Regions from separate parts of the Homo sapiens genome. Here region 2 is linked to region 1. A link is a loop called in an ENCODE intact Hi-C map of the cell type or tissue named here. Cell type or tissue: right lobe of liver. All regions are shown on one strand. Links, peaks and the distances in the headings refer to the core of each region. The heading gives the core; the rest is flanking DNA. Region 1 overlaps LINC02634 (long intergenic non-protein coding RNA 2634). Region 2 overlaps CREM (cAMP responsive element modulator).

Region 1 (11,053 bases), core at 2,075-10,074:
ATCACCATCTATTCTTGGTTTGCCAAGAAGTTTATCTTGTAAACGTTTTGACAACAAGAAAGGGTGTTGAACCATAGCTAATGATTTTCTGCATCAAGTGAAATATGTTTTCTTTCTCTTTTTGTATGTTAATCTGTTGATGTGTATTCCTAGGATACCCCTAGTTGATCATACTGTAATATTTTTAATATATAGCTGGATTTAATTTAGTAACATTTTATTTAGATCTTTTGTATATTAGTTTATCAATTAGATTAGCATATACATTTTCTTTTATAATGGACTTTCCTAATTTTACTACAAATGTTATACAAATCTCATAAAATTAGTTAGGTTTCTTTTACTATTTTCTGTAACTGTTTTTTTTTTTTCTAAGATAGGAATCCATACCTTGAAATCTGATAACACTTGCTTGTAAAGCTGAATGACCCTGGTGTTATTTTGTATAATTAATTTTTGTGAATGGTTATACTGTTCACGGTTTCTCTTTTCCCTTGAGTTGGCTTGGAAATTTATGATTTTCTAGAAAAATGGCCCAACTTGTCTAAGTTTTGTCACTGATCGGCATAAAGTTGCTGCCAGAGAGCGGGCTCTGAGATGGACTTGGCATGCACACAAGGTTTCATAGGGATGCTCTTGGGAGGGCAAGAGTCCACGAGTGGGTGAAGGGAGAAACAGCTCCTGTGCTGGCCAAATGACCACCTCATCTGACCCCACAGGGAGCTCAGGAGCTAGACCGACCCTAGGTGTGGTCTGGTGGGGCCACCTGGGTCCATTGCTGGATACAGACCCTTGAGCATCAGGTGAGGCAGCACCCAAAGGGACTGAATTGAAGGCTGTGGGCTGACAGCACTCCCAGCAGCTAAGGGCAAGATCCTGTATGCAGAGGAGCGGGGGTTGTCCCAGTCTTCCCCACAACCACCCCTGCCCGCCAGCTGCTCACATACATTAAGAGAGCAGCTCCTTGGAGGTTCTGGGGAGTGTGGGGGCGCCTCCTCCTGGGGATTTCTTTTTCTTTTTCTTTTTTTAGAGACAGGATCCCACTCTGTCACCCAGGCTGGAATGCAGTGGTGCCATCATAGCTCACTGCAACCTCCAACTCCTGGCCTCAAGGGATCCTCCTGCCTCAGCCTCCCAAGTAGCTGGGACTACAGGTGTATACCACCATACCTAGCCTATGGGAGAATTTAGAAGAGGAAGGTTAATAGAACAAACCACAGCCCTTCCCACCACAGCTGGCCTCAGGCTGCAGTCCACACTCATCGTCTCTTTCCTCTACATCTGTTCCCCATTCATCCATCCCTCAGCCAGCACATCTGCTGTTCTCAGCTGGGATTGCTGCACTTGAGGTGCCCACATGGATCGCCTGGGTGCCAAACATATACTTCCAGTCTGGAGCAGAAGCCTTTCCTCCTCCTGGTAATGGTGGCCAGTCAGTGCCACCAGGAGGGTGACTCCTCTTCCTGCTGCAAGGTCCCTTGGCACAAGGAGATTGAGTGCCCTGGTGGCACCTCCCCTGGCAGAAGTGTCTTCCTGGGACCAGGCCCTTTAGACCTGCAGAACCCAAACTTACAGAGAATGGGAAATGCCGATTCCTTTCCCAACTGGTCCCTGGGGATGAGACAGGCAGGGCCTCTGGTCCCCAGGCCCATGCATTCTTCCCACTGAGCACTGTGTAAAGGTCTTTAAAGTGCAGCCTGTGTCCTGGAGGATGGCACCTTATGCCCTGAAAGTCCTGCCCTGGAGTGGGCACTTCAGCCATGCCTCTATCAGGTCCACTGTTCTGTGGCTTCACTACGGGATCCTGTGTTCCTGGGCCACTCTCCCACCTCCCTTGCTGTAACGTGGTTCCCAGGCCTGATGTGATGTTATGAGGTATCCCATGCCAGAGGATCAAACATTCTGTCTCTGTCCCTTCCAAGGTGGAAGAGGGTCCCTGTCACTGACTTGCCACCTAGTGGCTGGTTCTTCTCCTCCGAGGATAGTGCCAGTGAAGGGACACAGTACTGGTCTCTGTGGTTGGCAGATTGGATATTCAGTTGCATACATTGCTAGATTAGCTTGGAGAGTAGACGTATTAGTTCCATATTGCTGCATAACAATCCCCAAACTTAGAGGCTTAACACAGCATTTATTATCTCACAGTTTCTGTAAATCAGGAATCCGGCCCTGGCTTAACCGGGTCCTCTAACTAAGGGTCTTTCACAGGCTACAGTCAACATACTGGCCAGGGGCTGGACGCGGCGGCTCACACCTGTAATCTTAGCACTTTGGGAGGCCGAGGTGGGAGGACTGTTTGAAGCCATGAGTTCGAGAATAGCCTGGGCATTATTTTCATTTAAAAATTTAAAAATTAGCCAGGTATGGCAATGGACACCTGTAGTCCCAGCTACTCGGGAGGCTGAGGTGGGAGGATCACTTGAGCCCAGGAGTCTGAGACTGCAATGAGCTATGATTGCACCACTGCACTCCAGCCTGGGCGACAGAGTGAGACCTAGTCTTTAAAAGAAAAACAATAATAATAATAATAAATAAAACCAAAGTATTGGTTAACTATAAATGGGAGTGAACAATCTTACTGGGGTGATGGAAATGTTCTAAATCTGTATTGTGGTGATGATTATACAACTTGGTAAATTTGTTAAAAATCATTGAGTTGTACAGGTAAAATGGGTGAATTTTATGGTGTAAAAGTTATACCTCAGTTAAGTTACACATACACACCACATTAGTTATAATGCTCTGTACAACCACAGAATGTCAGCAAAGACAGCTATGAAGGATTTTTTTCATAAACCAAATTTTCCAATGAAAATGCCACCAACCACTAGATGTAGCTGCCTTTTCACGACAAGAAGGCCTTTGTTCTGGGTCTCAGGGACTTGAAGTTATCAAACGTCAGGAATAAGGAAATATTTTCAAGTATCAGCTTATTCAAATCGATCATGATTGAGCCTATCAAATCATTTTATCCTTGGGTACAATTTATATTCCTGGGGTGATGAGTGCACTAGCATTTCCAGACTTCACCACTATACAATTCATTCATGAAACCAAAAACCACTTATACTCCAAAAGCTATTGAAATAAAAAATATATATTTAAAATCAGTTTATCCATTGTATATACAATTTTAAAACTCACACCATAATAAATTTTAATAAGCAAACTGGAAATGCATTCCTATCAAAACTATTAAAACTATTTTAAATTAGCCTTATACAGGTTATATATTTGTTTTGTTTTGAGACAGAGTATCACTCTGTCACCCAGGCTGGAGTACAACAGTGTGATCTCGGCTCACTGCAACCTCCGCCTCCCAGGTTTAAGCGATTCTTTTGCCTCAGGCTCCTACGTAGCTGGGAATACAGGGAAGCACCACCATGCCTGGCTTACTTTTTGTATTTTTAGTGGAGATGAGGTTTCACCATGTTGGCCAGGCTAGTCTCGAACTTCTGACCTCAATTGATCTACCCGCCCCAGCCTCCCAAATTGCTCAGATTACAGGCATGAGCCACCGTGCCCAGCCTGGTTATATATTTTGGTAAACATTTTTTATAAACTTTGATTTTTATGACATATTTCACATCTACAAAATGTATAATTTTATATTATTTATTTTCCTCCAGCTTTATTAAAGGGTAATTGAAAAAATTTTAAAATGTACTTTAAAATGTACATTTTAAAATATTTTTGTACATTTTAAAAGTACATTTAAAAGTACATTTTAAAAGTACATTTAAAAGTACGTTTTAAAAGTACTTTTAAAATTTTTTCAATTTAATTGTTTTTCTGCTAAGAAAAATATGTGTGAATAAAACCTTTCAAATAACATGGAAAAATCTTCTAAAGAAAATATAGCCTCTCCCTTCATTACTTCAGTTCTTTCAAGAATATTAAAATAATAAACTGGGTTACAGGACAGTAACCCTCCTAATGTACACTGAAAACCACAACCTTTTCTAAGCCAGTGATAATTTCTGTTAACTTGGTGCGGCCCTGTTAGGTTGAGAAGGGCAGAGGAAACTCCTGCGGTGGAAAATTTTCATTCAGTCACAGTTTTGGTGCATTTATAAATAACATAAGTAAAACAAAATTTGCCCAAGTAAAGTCTTCATGTGTGAAAATCTTAATCCAGTTACCAGAATCAAAGTAGATGTCCCTGCCTTCATCACAGGCCAGTTTCAGCCTAAGGCTTTTTTCTCTTAAATGCTGGGCAATCCTCAGAATGGATTATTAAAAATATTGATGTTGAAGACATTCTGAAAGATAATTTTATAGGTTCATGACCTGATACTAAGAATCTAGAAGCTGTGTTCACAGGGATGAGGTAACAAATAAGATCTGATGAACTCTTCTTTGAAATTTACATTTCACTGTGAATTTCATCACAGTGTCACAAATGTCAAGGTCAATGTGGAGAAAACAGAGGTTCCCAATCAAACAGAGGTCAAATGACCTTGCCAAAGCGACACAGGGAGTTTTAACAGAAAAGCTAGGACCAGAACCCAGGTCTGGTGGCTGTCAGCCATGGTTCCTCGAGCCAAGCACACACCCACTGTTCATTCTGCTCTTCACAGCGCCTGTAGCTTTGGACTTTGTTCTTTTGTTTCTGTAGTTCTTTTTATCCAGGATGGATTTTTAAGAACATAGGTAATCACTGCCTGACTCATTTTAAAATGAAAATCATGAAACAGGGGTGTCTGGGATACTAAATGCTCTAGAAGTATTCAAGTAATTGATTGTAGTGAAAATCCCTAAGAAACCACAGCTAATCTCAATGTGCTTTGGTGCGTGAAGTCCATACCAGCTGTGGAAGAGTTCCCATAGATTTTCTGCTAAGCCCCTCCAGCAACTCAGTCTTCTTTCTCTATTGTTACATGGGGTGTTCCCTCTATGAAACCCTCTGCTGGTACTCCAACCTCCCCTCCCTGCCCCACCAAACTGCCACAATCCTGTATTCCTGGAGCAACAGCAACCCAGCATTTAATGATATTAAGTCAGGTTACTTGAATAGAAAGACTAATAGGTTAGGCATGTTATACCCTTGATAAGGTAGATTTGTCTTCTACCCTTCTAGGTCTAAACTCCAATAAAATCCAGCTGGGTTACATCAATTCAGACATCTGGATAAAAGGATGAATGAAACCATGTACATAATACAGAATTATGCATGCCAGGAAAAAAAATTATACTGCCTAAAAGCTGCAACCTTCATGACATCAAATCTATTTTAACACTGGCTGGTTATGTGAGGAAAAGGCTAATAAAAAAAAATTCTGGCTGACCAAAGAAGTATGTATGTATGTATGTGTATTTATTTTTAAATTAATATTGAGATGGATTAATGTTCTAAAATTTGGAATTTCTAACATTATCTTATTCATAATATCATATATCAAAAGTCTCTGAATAGAAATTGTTCAAAGGCATATAATCTAATTATCATTACCATGTCACTAATCTAACCTCTAAGTAATTGCTAAATGCCATCAGCACCTTCATCTCCAATTACATTTTCATGATATTTCAAGCTACAATAACAAAACAGATGCTGATCTCGGCATTACTAAGCAACAGGATATGTATACTTTTTAGAGTGTGAAAATATCACTGCTCTCCCACAGTTAATGATACTTATTTTCCAAGAACTTCTAGTGATATGATTATGCTCATCCAATTCCCATGAGGCCAACACTGTGATCACAGGTTACGATAAGAACTAAAATGCCACCCACAGCCATGTCTGAGTGACACGCAAAACGCTTTGAAACTCTTTTCCACTAGGTTTTTTTTTTTTTTTTTGAGACAGAGCCTCACTCTGTCACCCAGGCTGGAGTGCAGTGGCGTGATCTCAGCTCACTGCAAGCGATTATCCTGCTTCAGCTTCCCCAGTAGCTGGAACTACAAGCGCGTACCACCACATCCAGCTAATTTTTGTATTTTTAGTAGAGATGGGGTTTTGCCATGTTGGCCAGGCTGGTCTCGAACTCCTAACCTCAAGTGATCCACCTGGCTCGGCCTCCCAAAGTGCTGGGATTATAGGTGTGAGCCACCGCGCCTGGCCTCATTTTCCACTATGTTCTAACCACCTAAAATAACCCCTCATATGCAGTTAAAGCAAAACCGGTAATTTTGCTGAGAAAAGATGGATTCATTTTAAAGTCACTTACTTGCTAAAACTATGTGGCCTGGAAGTAATGTCTAAAGTTCTTATGTCAAATAATTCAATCTATTTGCAATTAACTGTGTACTCTTAGAGAAAACTCTATAGTTTAAGGATTCCCAAACCTTGTCAAATTATTGCCCCTCCCCCACAGTTAACCCAAGACTCCCCAGAGTTACTGTGAATATAATTCACCAAACTAGATCAGAGAAAACTGCCCTTAATCCCTTGCCCCCATAGGGCTTGGCATACACTTGGAGAGTCCATGGCAGAAAAGAAATACCACCCGTTGAGTTTTGAAATGTTCACAGACTAATGTTTCTAAGAAAATACGCCGTTTGGAAGTCACACATACACTAGGTGGCGCTGTGGCTGTGACATTAAACAGTCTGTGTGCTGGATAAATGCTGGGTAAGAGCATCCATGACTTAAAGGAAAATTAGGCTAGGCCCAACCCCAGATCATAGAGTTCAGTGTTCTCCAACACTAGAGTGCTTCAGAAACATGCCAGGAACTTGAGCCTGGCGTGGTGGTGGCACATGCCTGTGGTCCCAGCTATTCCGGGGGCTGAGGCAGGAGGATCGCTTCAGCTCAGGAGGTGGAGGCTGAGGTGATCTGTGATTGTGCCACTGCACTCCAGCAGGGGCAACAGAGCAAGACCCTGTCTCAAAAACAAACAAACAAACATGCAAGGAACTGGTTAAAAATACAAATTCCCAGACCTACTGAATGAAAATTCCAGAGGTATGGAACACAAAACAGAAGACACAAACAGGCACACTCATGCTATCCTCTCCCGGGCAGCCCACTTTCATCCAAAGCCTCCTTATTTGGGCTTCTCACCTCCTCAAAAGTCTATCAGTAGTGGCTGGGCTTAGTGGCTTATGTCTGTAATCCCAGCACTTTGGGAGGCCAAGGCGGGTGGATCCCCTGAGGTCAGGAGTTCGAGACCAGCCTGGGCAATATGGCGAAACCCTGTCTCTACTAAAAATACGAAAATTAGCTCAGTGTGGTGGCATGTGCCTGTAGTCCCAGCTACTCATGAGGCTGAGGCAGGAGGATCACTTGAACTCGAGAGGCGGAGGTTGCAGTGAGCCGAGATTGCACTACTGCACTCCAGCCTGGGCGACAGAGCAAGACTCTGTCTCAAAAAAAAAAAAAAAAAAAAAAAAAAAAAAAAAAAAAGGGTATCAATAGTAAACTGTGTTTTAAAAGGTAGGGTTCATTCCTAAGTTAAGCCTCACGCTGGTCTGCTGTAAGTCAGCGCTTCTGAGAGCTCCACAAACGTTGAAAGCAAGAGCTCTTGTACATCTTGTTAACAGCCTTTTGTCCTAGAAAATGACTGAACCACAGGTCAAGCATCCTTCATAAAGTGAGGTGGCTGAGATAGATCTGGCAGAGTTCCTGTGTCCTCCAGCTGTCACAGAGACCAGCTGGACTTTTGCATAGTAAGTGACGGGGTTTTCCTTCCAGCTTCCGTCCATTCAAACCACAGGGACAAATCCTTCCTCAGAAAGCTATGCTGCACAAAAGCTGGTTGAAAATCCAGTTTATAGAAAAATAGAGGCATCACAGTAATATAAAGATTATCACACTAGTTCAGAGATCTGAGTATTTCTAGTCTATTGTCAATAGCTGGCAATATTTAAGTAAATCAATCTGAAATTTGGTTTTCTTGTCTATAAAATGAAAGGAGTAAATTACACCTGTTGGTCAGTCTCAGTGGCTCATGCCTGTAACCCCAGCACTTTGGGAGGCCAAGGCAGGTGGATTACTTGAGCCTAGGAATTCAAGATCAGCCTGGACAACATGGCAAAACCCCGTCTCTACAAAAAAACACAAAAATTAGCCAAGCGTAGTGGCGCGTGCCTGTAGTTCCAGCTCCTTGGGAGGCTGAGGTGGGAGAATCGCTTGAGCCTGGGAGGCGGAGGTTGCAGTAAGCCAAGATCGTACCACTGCACTTCAGCCTGGGTGACCGAGCATGAGACTTTGTCTCAAAAAATAAATAAATAAAAATTAAAAAATTACACCGGTGAGACCTCTTTTAGCTGTAAGATTCTATTTCAATGAGCATAACTGTGACTTTGATGTTCCAATAGCTAGCTAGTCCTTAGTCCTTAAACTGTAGAGTCATTTTTTCCTGATCAGCATCAGGGATTTGAAAAACCAGAGAGGAGCGAAAATGTGCTTTTGTGCATTTGAACAGGAAGGTCTGGGTGTTCCCACACATAGCCACTCAGAGCCACAGAGCTCTCTCTCTCTGCAGCCACCACCTGCTTGAGTCATTGCCAGCAAGTGTTTCTTAACACTTTCCTGCCTTTGGGTCCAGACTGGGTGAGAACCGCCAGGACAGAGGCTTGCTGTCCTGGTTCTGCACTTGGTCCTGAGCCATGTGACCTTTGGCAAGCTACTGAACTTCTCTCCAAGCTTGCTTCCTCATCTGCAAAATGAGGATAATGGTAACAGCATCAACACTTGTTGGGCTGCTAGGAGAATTAAATGTGGAAGCCCCTTGGCGCAGGGTGAGCACTCTGTACACGGTAGCTGTTATTCTTGACTGCCATGACTACGTGGCTGTAGCATCTGTGGAGCTACATACACACCTGGAAGAAAGCAAGCCCAGGATGGTAACGTCAGGGTTGCCACAGCCCTAGGTCCCAAAGCTGCCCTGTCTCCTCCTGGACTTCTTACAAATGCAGCCTCACTTATTGACTTGAAGGAGTGAATGAACATGCTGACTCCCATGTTGCTTTCTGGAAACTCCGCATCACATGGCCCTGAAGATGGGACAACTTAAGGATACAGACAACATGATCAATGAATCATGTATGTATCGTAGCTGGGACTACAGGTGTGCACCACCATGCTTGGCTAATTTGCTTAATTTTTTTTTTTTTTTTTTTGTGGAGACAGAGTCCCACCATGTTGTCCAGGCTGGTCTTTAATTCTTAGCTTCAGGCAATCCTCCTGCCCCAGCCTCCTAAGGTGCTGGGATTACAGGTGTGAGCCACCATGCCCAGCCAAGAAAATGGATTTATATAGAAAAAACCTTCCCACAAAGCATAAAGATTAAAATATACCATGCTTGAGTAGTTCAGAATCAAGTCTGTGTCTTTAAGATGACCTTAGAAAAGATGAATCATGGCCAGCGTGGTTGCTCACGCCTGTAATCCCAGCACTTTGGGAGGCCGAGGTGGGTGGATCACCTGAGGTCAGGAGTTCAAGACCAGCCTGGGCAACATGGCAAAACCCTGTTTCTACTAAAAATACAAAAATTAGATGGGCGTAGTGGCACACACCTGTAATCCCAGCTACTCGGGAGGCTGAGGCAGGACAATCACTTGAACCCAGAGGGCAGAGGCTGCAGTGAGCCAAGATCGTGCCACTGCACTCCAGCCTGGCACATCTAAACTTCTGAGAACCATGGTATACTACCATACGACAGTCATTGCATTACAGCCAGCCAACTGGCAACAGCTCTGCCTGCCTCACACGTCAAAGCGGCCTAATTATTTTTGGTGTAGACTAGAACAATCAAGTTGGTTTCACAAGTCATGATATTTTTTAAAGGTGTACTGTTAGGCACATGGGAAATAGCATGTTTTGGACGTAAGTTTCTTCATATGAAGAAAACTGAGAAGTGTGGTTGAACAAGGAATGAGGCATCTGGCACTCAAACAGCTGCCGTTCATGCACAGTATGTTGCTGATGTCCATGTTCTCAGTTTCAGGCATGCCTCATGGTCACACGTTTAAATACTAGCAGGAGTTCATTTTCTTAATGTTCCCATCTCACATGACTTAGTGTTATGAAGTACCTAGTTACACAGGACAGAGAAGGTATGCAGTCCCCTAACCTTGGAGCAGGAATTTCTATACCCAGCAGTCCAGATGAAACTTTTAGGGTTCAAAGAAAGACACACGCAGTGAGAACTCGATCCCACACGCACAGGTGCGCGGGGAGCTCCAGATCCCACACGCACGGGTGTGAGGAGCGCTGTGGATCCCACACGCCCGGGTGTGGGGAGAGCTGTGGATCCCACGCGCACGGGTGTGCGGGGAGCTCCGGATCCCACGCGCACGGGTGTGGGAGCGCTGTGGATCCCACGCGCAAGGGTGTGCGAGATGTGCAACGTTCCCCCCTGCAAAGCTTCCCCTACTGCAGGTTCTGTTGAGGGAGAGGTCGTAGGCAGTATCTGCTGTAAGGCTGAAAGCACTGCTGTCAAATCGTGCTATTTTGGTAGCAGAAGCTTGGCTTCAGGGATACATTTCATGAGCAAGAATAAGAGTTCCCATGCAGGTCTGGGAGCATGGCTCAAGCCCCAGCCTGTCACAAGCTGTTCCTCACTTCTTGTACAGGGTAAGTGCTCAGTCCCAGTGCCAGACGTCCCCAGTGTCTACAAGCCACTCTTCCAGAAGCCCAGTTTTATTCGACATTGATGGCCATATGCTTCCCCAAAGCCTGGAAGATCCTCAACCCTAGGGGCTGAATCCTCATGAGCAACCCAGTGCCTTTCAGCCCAGTCTTTGGGCTGGGAGGTGGAGCTTGCAGTGAGCCGAGATCACACCACTGCACCCCAGCCTGGGCAACAGAGTGAGACTCCGTCTCAAAAAAACAACAAAAAACAAAGAAAAAAGCAGTATCCCCCCAAAAAGGGTGCTGTCTTTTCCATTTCTGATGCCTGGGACTGTGGCAGCAATATTAAGGTCGGGGAACCAGCAGGTAGAGGGAAAAGAATGAGGAGGAAGGATCTGGTCGTGATGCCATCGTTGTCACTAAATTAGCAAGCCTGGGATTTCTTACCACTAGACTTCTTGTTTTGCAAGGTAGTGTATTTCCTTATTGTTTAAACCACTGGGTTTGGGAAGGGGGGCTTCTGTTGCTGGT
Region 2 (11,053 bases), core at 1,690-9,689, 75 kb after region 1:
TGTGTGTGTGTGTGTGTGTGTGTGTGTGTGTGTGTGTGTTTAAGCAAAAGGCCTGGCCTAACCTAAATGCCTGTCTCTCAGTGTAACAAAAGGTGTTGCTAGGGAGATACAGCTCTACAGAATACCGCAGAAAACCTGCAGGGAACGAGTGGGTGTTGGCAGCTTTAAAGAGGAAAGAAAAGCAGGCTGGGTGCACAGGAAAGGAGAGCTCTCACACCAGTCTGGCCTAATATAACCCAAGAAGTGCCTGGTGTTTCCCCTGGGCCTTCCAGTCAACCACCAGGTCCTTTTTATTCTCCCTTTAATGTACCACAAAGGTCTCACCACTGCTCTGTATCTCACGCTACTTTGACTCCACCAGGCACCCTGATGGTGTCTTCAGTTCCGACTCACTGACTTTCAATTCCACCTCCACATGGCTACTAGTGTCAAAACTGAAAATACGGTGGGCACCTGAAAATATTTCAATACTATTTAGAGTACAGTGTACTCTAAACCCTGAAATGTATACGATCCTCTACTTACCTTTACCAGCTGGACTGCCCAGCCCAGACACCTGGCTCCAGTTAAACTCAATACCCATAGTTCCCTGAACATCCCATGCTCTGGCTCTGTGCCTCTGTGCACACTCTTCGCTCTGCCTAGAATATGCTTCCTCACCTTATCAACCTGGCAGACTCCTACTCATCCTTTGTGCCTAGCTCAAAGGAGATATATAAAGCACTCCTAGTCAGCTGGCTGCTCCCTCTTCTGTAGGCCTTATTCATTTTCTACATAGTATCTTACAGCACTTCTTACCCTACTGGAATTATTGCTAAAATATCTGTCTACCCTACCAAACCATGGGATATTTAAGTCCTGAAACTACATATCCACATGCATCCGGAATAATTAGACACAGCAGACATTCAATAAATATTTGATGAACTAACAAATGTGTTTATTTTTACTATATTTTTAATAGATATCTCAGAAATAAATTTTAGGATCTAGAAACAGGTACTAACTGATACTGGTGACCTCTGAATGAAACCAATTCAAAGTTCGAGACCTAACTGAAAAGAAAGTAATGATTAAGACAAATATATACGGGGAAAATGGTAAGATTTCTGTCATCTTAACAGCTAAGGACATCAGAACTGTATCAATTTCGAATTAGCAACCCTCTCAAATCATACTTTGAGGATTACATATTCAGGAAGGGTTTTTGTTTTTCCTTCCATAGTGGTGGTGGCAATGGAGATGGGGCACTGCTGAATGTCTGTTAAAATGCAAGGCTAATTACAACACGTATCTTTTCTTCACAATCAAATAAGCAAGAATGGCTGATAACCAGGGAACATGGAAAATTTAAGATCAATGGCAAGAAAACAGAATCTGCACCTAATTCTCATTTCCATATATTTTGACTTTCAACGGTGCCTGCCTATTGCCTACCTGAGCTAAAGCAGGGATTGAATTTTGGCCAGTCTGAGTCTGCACATGAGCAGACTTGCTCTCTGTCAAAGAAGCTGTTATACTTCCATCATGCTGGGATTCAACTGTTTCCATGGTCATTTGTCTGAAAAGACAATAAAAAGGAAGACAAATTAAGGCCCTATCTTAAGTATTTGGAAATACAGGTTGAACATCCCTAATCCAAAAATCCAAAATCTGAAATGCTCCAAAATCTGAAACTTTCTGAGCATTTACATGATGCCACAAAAGGAAAATTCCACATGTGACCTCATGCTATGGCTCAAAACTTTGTATCCTGTACAAAATCATTAAAAATATTGTATAAAATTACCTTTAGACTATAAGGTGTATATGAAACATAAATGAATCTCGTGTCTAGACCTGGCTCTCATCCCCAAGGTAACTCATATGTATATGCGAATATTCTAAAATCCAAAAAATTCCAAATTCTGAAACAATTCTGGTCCCAAGCATTTCAGATAAGGGATACTCAACCTGTACTGTTTTTACCTAGCTTTCTAATAATCATTTCTGACATCCAATTGTACTATCTGGTTTTTGTTTTCTTCAAGAAACAGGTTCAATAGTAGAGTCCTAACTCTCTCATCTTTTCTTTTCTGCTCACTGAATATGAACATTACCAAGGGAGCACTGCAAAATGTCTCATGAAAACTACCTTATTTTAAAACGTATAAAGTCTTCCTGATCATTACTTTAACCCTGCTGTTTAGCATGAATGGCTGGAAAATTAGGTTTTCTATTTTACATGAAAAGTATAAATATTCTATGATTCTTAAGGCCTAATAAACCTGCTTTATGTTATGAGGTAGTGTGAAGGAATTTCCCCATCGTCTAAATTAAATGTATAATAATACAAAAATGTGTCTTGCTTTGTTATCACTAAGTCGTTTCTGATAAACAAGCCCCAATTATTGAAAAAAGAGGACCTAATTTTTCCAGGAAAAACTTCTGATGTGATTTGAAGTTTGTGTATGAATTCAGTTTAAGTTAGTGATTTCTATATGGACTCTTTTTAGAAGGCAAACTATATTATAATAAATTTTATCCTGTTAAAATATAAACAAAATAAACAAAACTAAAATTTAAAAACCTATAGAGGCCGGGCACGGTGGCTCACGTCTGTAATCCCAGCACTTTGGGAGGCTGAGGCGGGCGGATCACCAGGTCAGGAGATCGAGACCATCCTGGCTAACACGGTGAAACCCCGTCTCTACTAAAAATACGAAAAATTAGCCGGGCGCCACCGTGGTAGGCGCCTGTAGTCCCAGCTACTCGGGAGGCTGAGGCAGGAGAATGGCGTGAACCCAGGAGGCAGAGCTTGCAGTGAGCCGAGATTGCGCCAGTGGACTCCAGCCTGGGCGACAGAGCGAGACTCCGTCTTAAAAAAAAAAAAAAAAAAAAAAAAAAACCCAAAAAACTTATAGAAACTACTCCCTGCTGTTACACATCTTTTCAGCTGTCAATAATACAATGTTTCTTTTTCACCTTAGTCTAACTATACATCCAAAAAGTATATAGACCACTTAGATCTTTGAATTAAAACATCCAAGTTGTTTTTCCAGATTTAATTAGTTACCAGATTCTACAGATCCTTCATCTACTGTCTTTGACTTCCTACTGCCTTTTGCATTCCAGTAGCCGTTACCCAAATCCAATCCTTCCATGCTCAAACCTGTCTGCTATCATCTATACTACAGTTATTTTAATACTTATAACTGACCAGGACAATTTAGAGCAATTATACCAAAATACAAACGTCGAGCCTACCATAGAAAAATGTCTTTCCCTTAATATTGCCTAATCCTTTATCTCTTTTCTTATAACTTCCCAGAGTGGCCTCTCCAATTCTAGGTAATTATAGGTCATCATCACACATGAAGTGTTAATTCCTACTGTTATACTTTTGGTTATGTGAGCAGTTTCCAAAGAAAATACCTCAGGACATTAGTTCTGCAGGTTCTAAAAAGGCATTATCTGGGGAAAAAGGGTAGGGAAAATGCTTTGTCAAAACGTTTTAAAGATTAAAAGGGTTTCTTTCCCACAGAACATCTCAAAAGCTTCAATCTGCTAGTGTGTCTTGAGAAGGGTGAAGGGCACAGGTCCAACAGACAGCATTTTCTAAAAGTATCTGACTACCAAACAAACCCTTTTCCCACAAAGCATGCCCTAGCAGGAGTATTTTGGAAACCACCTGGGAAATGTTGTCTTGTGCTATTTTTTACACCTTTGAAAGGCAAAACCTTTCTTAAGATTCTGCAACAACTTGGGTCTCAACTCAAAAATTATATGCCGAAAGGCCTTCCCCAGTAAACTATATTTCATTCTAGAAACATTCATTTAGCATAGTCTACATGGCAGGCCCTGAAAATACAAAAGCAGATAAGTCATGGCCCTTGCCCTGATGGAATCCATTAACTACATGGTTGTTGGTTTCTCAAATTATGGTCCTTGGACAACTCGCATCAGAATTAACGAGAAGTATTTGTTGTAAAAAATGCAGAAGCTTAGGCTCAACCCCAAACCTAGTGAATCAAACTTTCTTGAGAATTTAACTTCTTATATGCAAACAATTCCAATATGTACTAAAATTTGAGAAACACAGTTTATTGGCAGGTCAGTAATTAAAGTAAATCACAAGTAAAGTAATTTCTTTTTTTTTTTTTTTTTTTTTTTGAGGCAGAGTCTCACTCTGTCAACCCAGGCTGGAGTGCAGAGGCATCTCGGCTCACTGCAACCTCTGCCTCCCAGGTTCCAGCAGTTCTCTGGCCTTAGCCTCCCACGTAGCTGGGATTACTGACGCATGCCCCCATGCCCAGCTATTTTGTATTTTTAGAAGAGACGGGGTTTCGCCATGTTGGCCACGCTGGTCTTCAACTCCTGACCTCAGGTGATCTGCCTGCCTTGGCCTCCCAAAGTGCTGGGATTACTAGGCGTGAGCCATTGCAACTGGCCGTAATTTCTTGAATCATGTGATATATGTGATCCATGAAATGCTCTGGAAAACATAAGAGAATGACCAAGTCTGCCAGAGAATGTGGTCATATGAGTCGTATATTGAAGGGTGAGTAGGATTTCACCAGGTAGAAAGGACAGGTCGACTATGAGAGGGAGGAAAGTACAGAGGATATCTGGGAAACAGAATAGGTGATTGGAGTAGAAAATCTGGGTGAGGGAAAGGGGGATAATTAGATTTAGTGGGGAAGAGACAGAGTAGGACTGGTACAAATAGGGCTGGAAAGGCTGCATGGAATTAAATTAGGAATAATACCTTTTTTTTTTTTTTTTTTTTGAGACAGTGTCTTGCTCTGTCACCCAGGCTGGAGTGCAGTGGCGCGATCTGGACTCACTGCAACCTCCGCCTCCTGGGTTCAAGCGATTCTCCCGCCTCAGCCTCTCAAGTATCTGGGATTACAGGCACGCGCCACCACACCCGGCTAATTTTTTTTATTTTTAGTAGACACGGGGTTTAACCATGTTGGCCAGGCTGGTCTCCAACTCCTGGCCTCAAGTGATCAGCCCGCTTCAGTCTCCCAAAGTGCTAGGATTACAGGCATGGCCACCATGCCCAGCCTGGAAGTTACAACTCAATAACTGATATTTATAATAACTATCCTGAGTCATGAAAAAAAGGCTAATTATGTTCAGTATACTTTAAGGACAGAGGGGTACACACTGTAGAATCCAAGAAGTCTCCCATCAAAAAAAAAAAAAGTTTTAATGATTAAAAAGATAAACTATTCAGGCCTCAATTTTTGAGATATGATAAAAGACAGATTTCAAAATGTTTTATACATGAAAATGTCTTGATAACGTACCATCTCATGCAATCATCTTAACTGGTCCATTTTTCTCTGGGGGCATTTCCCAGAGAGTTCAGTCCTTTGCCCTTTTCCCTTTGTCAATACTACAGAATTTTCCAATACTATGAATACTATGGTTTCTTCAATCCTATATGCAGATGGCTCCCAAATCTGTATTTACACACACCTCCCTCCTACTGAGCATCTCAACCTGGGGTTTTCATGGACACCTGACCCCTCTCTTTTATTTCTTCTTTTAGTCAAGAGTATCATCATCCATTCAGGCTCCAAAGCTAGAATCGTGTGTCTATATATAATCAGTCAGAATGAGATCAACCACAAAAAGCAACCCCACAAAGCTAAACATCAGTCAGGATACCATGAGGCGTTGAGCCTTAGGGAGAAAGGCAGAGATGGAAGGTCAGCAGCCATCCCAACTCCTCCTCCTTACCATAATTTAGCACTGGGCACTGTCCACTGTAACCTCCCATCACCACACTGGACAAAGCAGTTGAGCTGCTGTTCCACACAGTTGCTGCTATCCACTCTGAAGACAATAAATCACAGACAATGGGCCTTTTCCTAAGCCACAACTAAACTTCAATGCCCCTGCACCCATGCCAGAATCACACTCAAATCACTAAGATATAAGCTCCTTCCATATTTCATCTTCACTCTCATAACTAGTGCTTCCTTTCCCTCCATAATACAATCCCTCACTCCTGTTCTCCTTCCAAATTCCAGCAATATGCTATCTGGAACTCCCAAAGCCTCTCTGCTGTCCTCTCAAGAGAGTACTGCTCATCTTCCCACACCCAATCAAGGTCAGCATGTTGACTGGCCATCTGCTTTGTTCCCCACTGTTGCTTCCCACCTGTACCTCCTTTACTCCCTCGTAAAAACCCTTGTTCAACTGAGGCTCAAGGTCATCAGGTGTACCATCCTGAACCCATCCATAAGATAATCATCTACTCACCTCCAGGATGTAAACTGAAGACTCTGGCCCCTGATGTAAAAGCTTTCCTCTTCACCATTCTGTCTATGTTCAACACTCAAAAGAAGACCTATCCCTTACCCAGATGCCTCAGATCAATGACTTACTTTATGCCACTTCAGCTATCTACTGGAGTGTCTGGCCACACCCTGGACATTGCCAATGTGCAAATTGGTCCAGCTCTGAAAAAATTAATTCCAACATTCCACTCTGCCTACAACATCCTATCCTCCCATCTTACCCTCTCCCTTGACCACTCCCATCACACTTGTTATTCCAACACACTGAGATCTCCACACCACTTTCTCTCTGCCCATCTGCCTCCCCCTTTCTTCACTTCCCACCCTATTCAGCTAACATGGCTTCTCATTTTAATTACTGTTTCCCAGCCCGGCACGGTGGCTCACGTCTGTAATCCCAGCACTTTGGGAGGCCAAGGCAGGCAGATCACGAGGTCAAGAGTTAAAGACCAGCCTGGCCAACATGGTGAAACCCCGTCTCTACTAAAAATACAAAAATTAGCCAGGTGTGGTGGCAGGCGCCTGTAATCCCAGCTACTTGGGAGGTGGAGGCAGGAGAATTGCTTGAACCTGGGAGTTGGAGGTTGCAGTAAGCCAAGATTGTGCCATTGCTGTATATTCTTAGTAAGTACCAATCTTGGATAAAACCAACTCTTCATCTCCTCTATGCCTGCACCAAGGCAGATGAACAATACTGAATGAAATTATAAGACAGAATAAGCTATTGAGGCCAAGCACAGGGGCTCACGCCTGTAATCCCAACACTCTGGGGGGCCAAGGCAGAAGGATCACATGAGCCTAGGAGTTTGAGACCAGACTGGGCAACATAGTGAGACCCCGTCTCCACATAGAAAACAAAAAAGTTAGCTGGGCGTAGTGATGGGCACCTGTAGTCCCAGCTACTCAGGAGGGTGAGATGGAAGGATCACTTGAGCTCAGGAGGTCAAGACTGCAGTGCGCCATAATCGTGCCACTGCACTCCAGCCTGGGTGACAGAGCAAGACCCCATCTCTAAAAATATAAATATAGCTATTAAATTCTTGGTTTTCAACCTCAAATGGGCGGCAAACTGATGGAGTTTGCCTCCTTGGCTTACTACTCTCCCATTCTCAACAACTGTTTCAAATGTTCTCCCTCTTCTCAATCCCTGCGTTTCTATACTGACTGCATTCAATGAAAGCCCTTGCCTCCTGTCTCTAATGAGAACTCCATCAACTTCCCACAACCAAATCAACAAAGCTATTGACATCTACACTCACCATGTTCCCTTGCCTCCTGCCTCCTCCCTACTCTTAAAATACCTGTATCTGTTGTTTGGAGCCCATGCCCCAGGGGATTATACTATCAATTATTCTCTCCCCCTCTAACAGTTTTTTCCTGTAAAGACTTAAACACATTCACGTCTCTCCCATCTCACAACTTATACACATAGCCACAAATCCACTGGATCAGAAATCTCTCGAGCTATTCCCTTGAACCTCTCTTCCCCTTCTCACTGCTGAAATATTTGAAAGAATTGCCAACACTACTATCTCCGTTACTTCACATCCCACATACTCCTAGATACCCCCAAGTTTAGAGAGGTTTCTACCTCTAAAACGTCTCTAGAAATGGTAACTAATCTCTGTCACTAAATCCAACGTACATTTTAAGTCCTACCTTTTGTTTGATCCCTCAGCAGCATTCAAACCGTTGACAACATCTTCCTTCTTGAACACTGTCTCAGCGTTCTGATACTACATTTTCCTCTTCTCATCTGATTCGCTGACAATTCCTCCACAAGCTCCCCTGACAATTCCTTCTCTTCCTCAATGTTAATCTTCAACATGGCATGTCTTCGGGACTCTGCTTAGCTTTCTTGCCTCACTCTCAAATCTCTCCCTACTTCATATGGTCTGTTTCTCTGGATTCAAGTGCCAGATTTAAACCCATGACTCTAGGCCAGACGTCTCTTCTCAATTCCAAAATCCAATATGCAAATCCCTGTTTAACATCTCCAAACACATGTCCTGCAGGAACCTCAAAATCAGTGGGTCCAGAACTAAACTCCTCTTCTTCCTCCACAAACTTTCTACCCGAGTTCCCTATCTCAGGAAATGGGACCCCATCATCCAACGAGTTGTTCAAGCCAGAAACCCCTGAAACTCCCTCTCTGTCATTCCACACAGCATCATCACCAGGTATGATGATTCTACCTTCTAAAGAACAATTAAGTCTCCTTCTCTACCTTTCCACAGCCACCACTCTAACTCCTGGCTCCAATCCATGCCAATAGTTATGTTTCTAAAACATGTATTTCTGCTTAAAATACTTCTTTGCTTAAAACTCTTCAGTAGCTTCCTATTGACTACAGGATAAAATCCAAACTTCTAATTCTCATAACTATAACCATCATTTATTGAGAGTTTACCATGTGGTAAGTGCCTGGTAGTTTTGATTAACAACTCTATAAGATCACTATCATCAGTTCTTCCAGCCTGGGCAACAGAGTGAGACTGTCTCAAAAAATAAAAAATAATTAGTTCTTCTTTTAGAAATAAGGAAAAGGAGACTCAGGGAGGTTAAGAATTTGATCTTACCATGAACGTATTAAGTGGCATAGCCAGGTTTTCAACCAAGGTCTTTTTCCAAAGTCCATACACTCCATTACTAAACCACACTGCCATTCAATCTCTTTCACAATGTGACCCATTTTAGTCCTACAGCCTTATCTCCAGTCCCTCTACTCTTTCCAACACGCTGCATGCCAGCCTCCTAATCAGACATTTTTTCAAGTACATATCTTACTCTCCCAGTTTTAATCTTTTACATCTAATCTCCCCTCTTCCTGAAATGCCCTTTACCCTTCTTTGTCCAACTGGCAAATTCTCACTAGTCTGTCAAGGCCTGGTTCGAGGACACCAACTTTCAAAGGCCTATTCTAATAGCCATGGGCAGAATTAGTTATTCTCTTTTGAGTTCCCAAAGCATTTACAAGTCTGTTATAACACTTGTGTAGCATATAATACATGTATTCACACACCAGCGTGAGCAACTCAGGGACAGGGATCCCATCTTATAGATTTCCATGCATTCCCAGTGCCTAGTACAGTATATGCTAAATAAACCAATTAATCAATTATCCTGGAAGACTGTGCAACTGTCAGGTGTTATTATAATAATAAAAATAACGTTCAGAGAGATTAAGGGACTTTTACAGGGAACATAATAGGTAGCATGATGAGGGATGAAAAAGAGGTGTTGTGACTGTGACTCCAGGGTTCCTTCCACAGCCAGTGCCCTGCGAATTACAGTTTGGACAACATTTTACGATGATGATGTGTTTTGGAGTATGCTGCAATTGTTGTCGCAATCTCACTCAGATATGCTTTCTCTTTCATACCAAATGTATGGACTGTAATTTTATTCCATTTGTATTCTGCCAGAGTACCTAGCACGGTGTTCAGTTCATGCCGTTTAGTACAAGTTTGATACTAAAATTATTTTTTTGAAGGTAAAAATCATCTACAAAAAAGGTCAACACTAGCAATTTAAAATAGATATGCTATTTCAAGCCAGTTTATTCTGCAGATTTATATCCAAATCTGCAGATTTATGCCCTCCAGTACAACCTCCTAAACCCACTAAAACCCAACTCCTATACAGGACTCAGTGCAGAAGATTCAACTAACATTTCAGTGCTCAACATGGGTCAAGCACTGTACCAGGCATTTTTCAGGCACTATCTCAGCAGAAATGCAGGACCCCAAACTCAGCTGTAAATGATGTACATACAACATTAACATCTATAAATCAGCCACAGCTGCTCCAGATAGAATTTATAGAGTCCATTATAATCTTACATTATTCACTATATAATTTATAGCTAAATACATTAAAATTGAAGAGATGTCTCATAGAACATATTTTCCCAAATCTCACCTTCTGTATTAAACATAGTTGTGATAATATTAAATAAACATAGTTGTACTAAAACTAATAGTCTTTAATTAACTATGTAGTATTTTAATCTTAAACAATAATCCTTTTTAGAGAGAAAAGAACCAATGGGCAATTATGAATTACAAAATAATTAAAAATAAAAACATGTAAGGATAAAACAATAAAAACGAAAACAAACAAGTCCACTAAGCACTATAAATTAACAACAAGCAAAATACTGGCAAATATTTGGTTCCACAATTCTAAAAAACAGGTAAAAATTTGCTAAAATGGTGGCTGGGCATGGTGGCTCATGCCTGTAATCCCAGCACTTTGGGAGGGCTAGGCAGGTGGATCACCTGAGGTCAGGAGTTTGAGGCCAGCTTGGTCAATATGGTGAAACTCCATCTCTACTAATAATACAAAAATTAGCTGGGTGTGGCGGCACGCACCTATAATCCCAGCTACTCGGAGGCTGAGGCACAAGAATCACTTGAACCTTGGAGACAGAGGTTGCAGTGAGCCAAGATTGTGCCACTACAATCCAGCCTGGACACAGTGACACTGTGTCTCAAAAAAAAAAAAAATTGCTAAAATGGAGATATTTAAATTTACAAACAACTAATAATAGCAGGATTATTTTCTTTTGAAGTTAAATATTTCTCTGAAATCTCCTTTATATTATTTAGCAAACTTTGATAGAAAAGCAAATATTATCCCAACCTGTTTTGAATATACTGGGATCCAAATTAATAAAATATTAATATATCTATTGTTTTTTTAAAAAATAGGACCCTCCATTAAAACAATTTTTTTTCTAAGAGACAGGATCTTGCTAT

What was found. A loop is a pair of places that touch in the nucleus more often than their neighbours do. Peaks named below come from ENCODE experiments on the same cell type or tissue, not always from the same donor. Only the 100,000 strongest peaks of a DNase experiment are listed, where the experiment ranks them.
Region 2: a loop joins it to region 1, with 3 times the contacts of the local background. A loop is called at or near these places in 3 of 110 quality-filtered maps.

The regions. Positions count from the first base shown.
Region 1 is chr10:35,214,128-35,225,180 of GRCh38, reverse strand. LINC02634 (long intergenic non-protein coding RNA 2634) reads left to right here. Exons shown (of 3, transcript XR_930819.3): 3 at 5,081-5,292. Among named protein-coding and RNA genes, the nearest start is that of LINC02634, 25 kb to the left of the region's middle. RefSeq lists a silencer at 6,437-6,486 and an enhancer at 10,193-10,694. In right lobe of liver, for the core only: CTCF peaks have their summits at 6,326 and 6,525 (motif pointing right); DNase peaks (open chromatin) are centred at 4,530, 6,530, 7,572 and 8,500; H3K27ac peaks cover 3,542 bases.
Region 2 is chr10:35,138,876-35,149,928 of GRCh38, reverse strand. It overlaps CREM (cAMP responsive element modulator), which reads right to left. Exons shown (of 8, transcript NM_183011.2): 3 at 1,438-1,561. Among named protein-coding and RNA genes, the nearest start is that of CREM, 18 kb to the right of the region's middle. RefSeq lists enhancers at 4-53, 474-533, 694-813. In right lobe of liver, for the core only: no CTCF peak of the experiment used is centred there; no DNase peak of the experiment used is centred there; H3K27ac peaks cover 504 bases.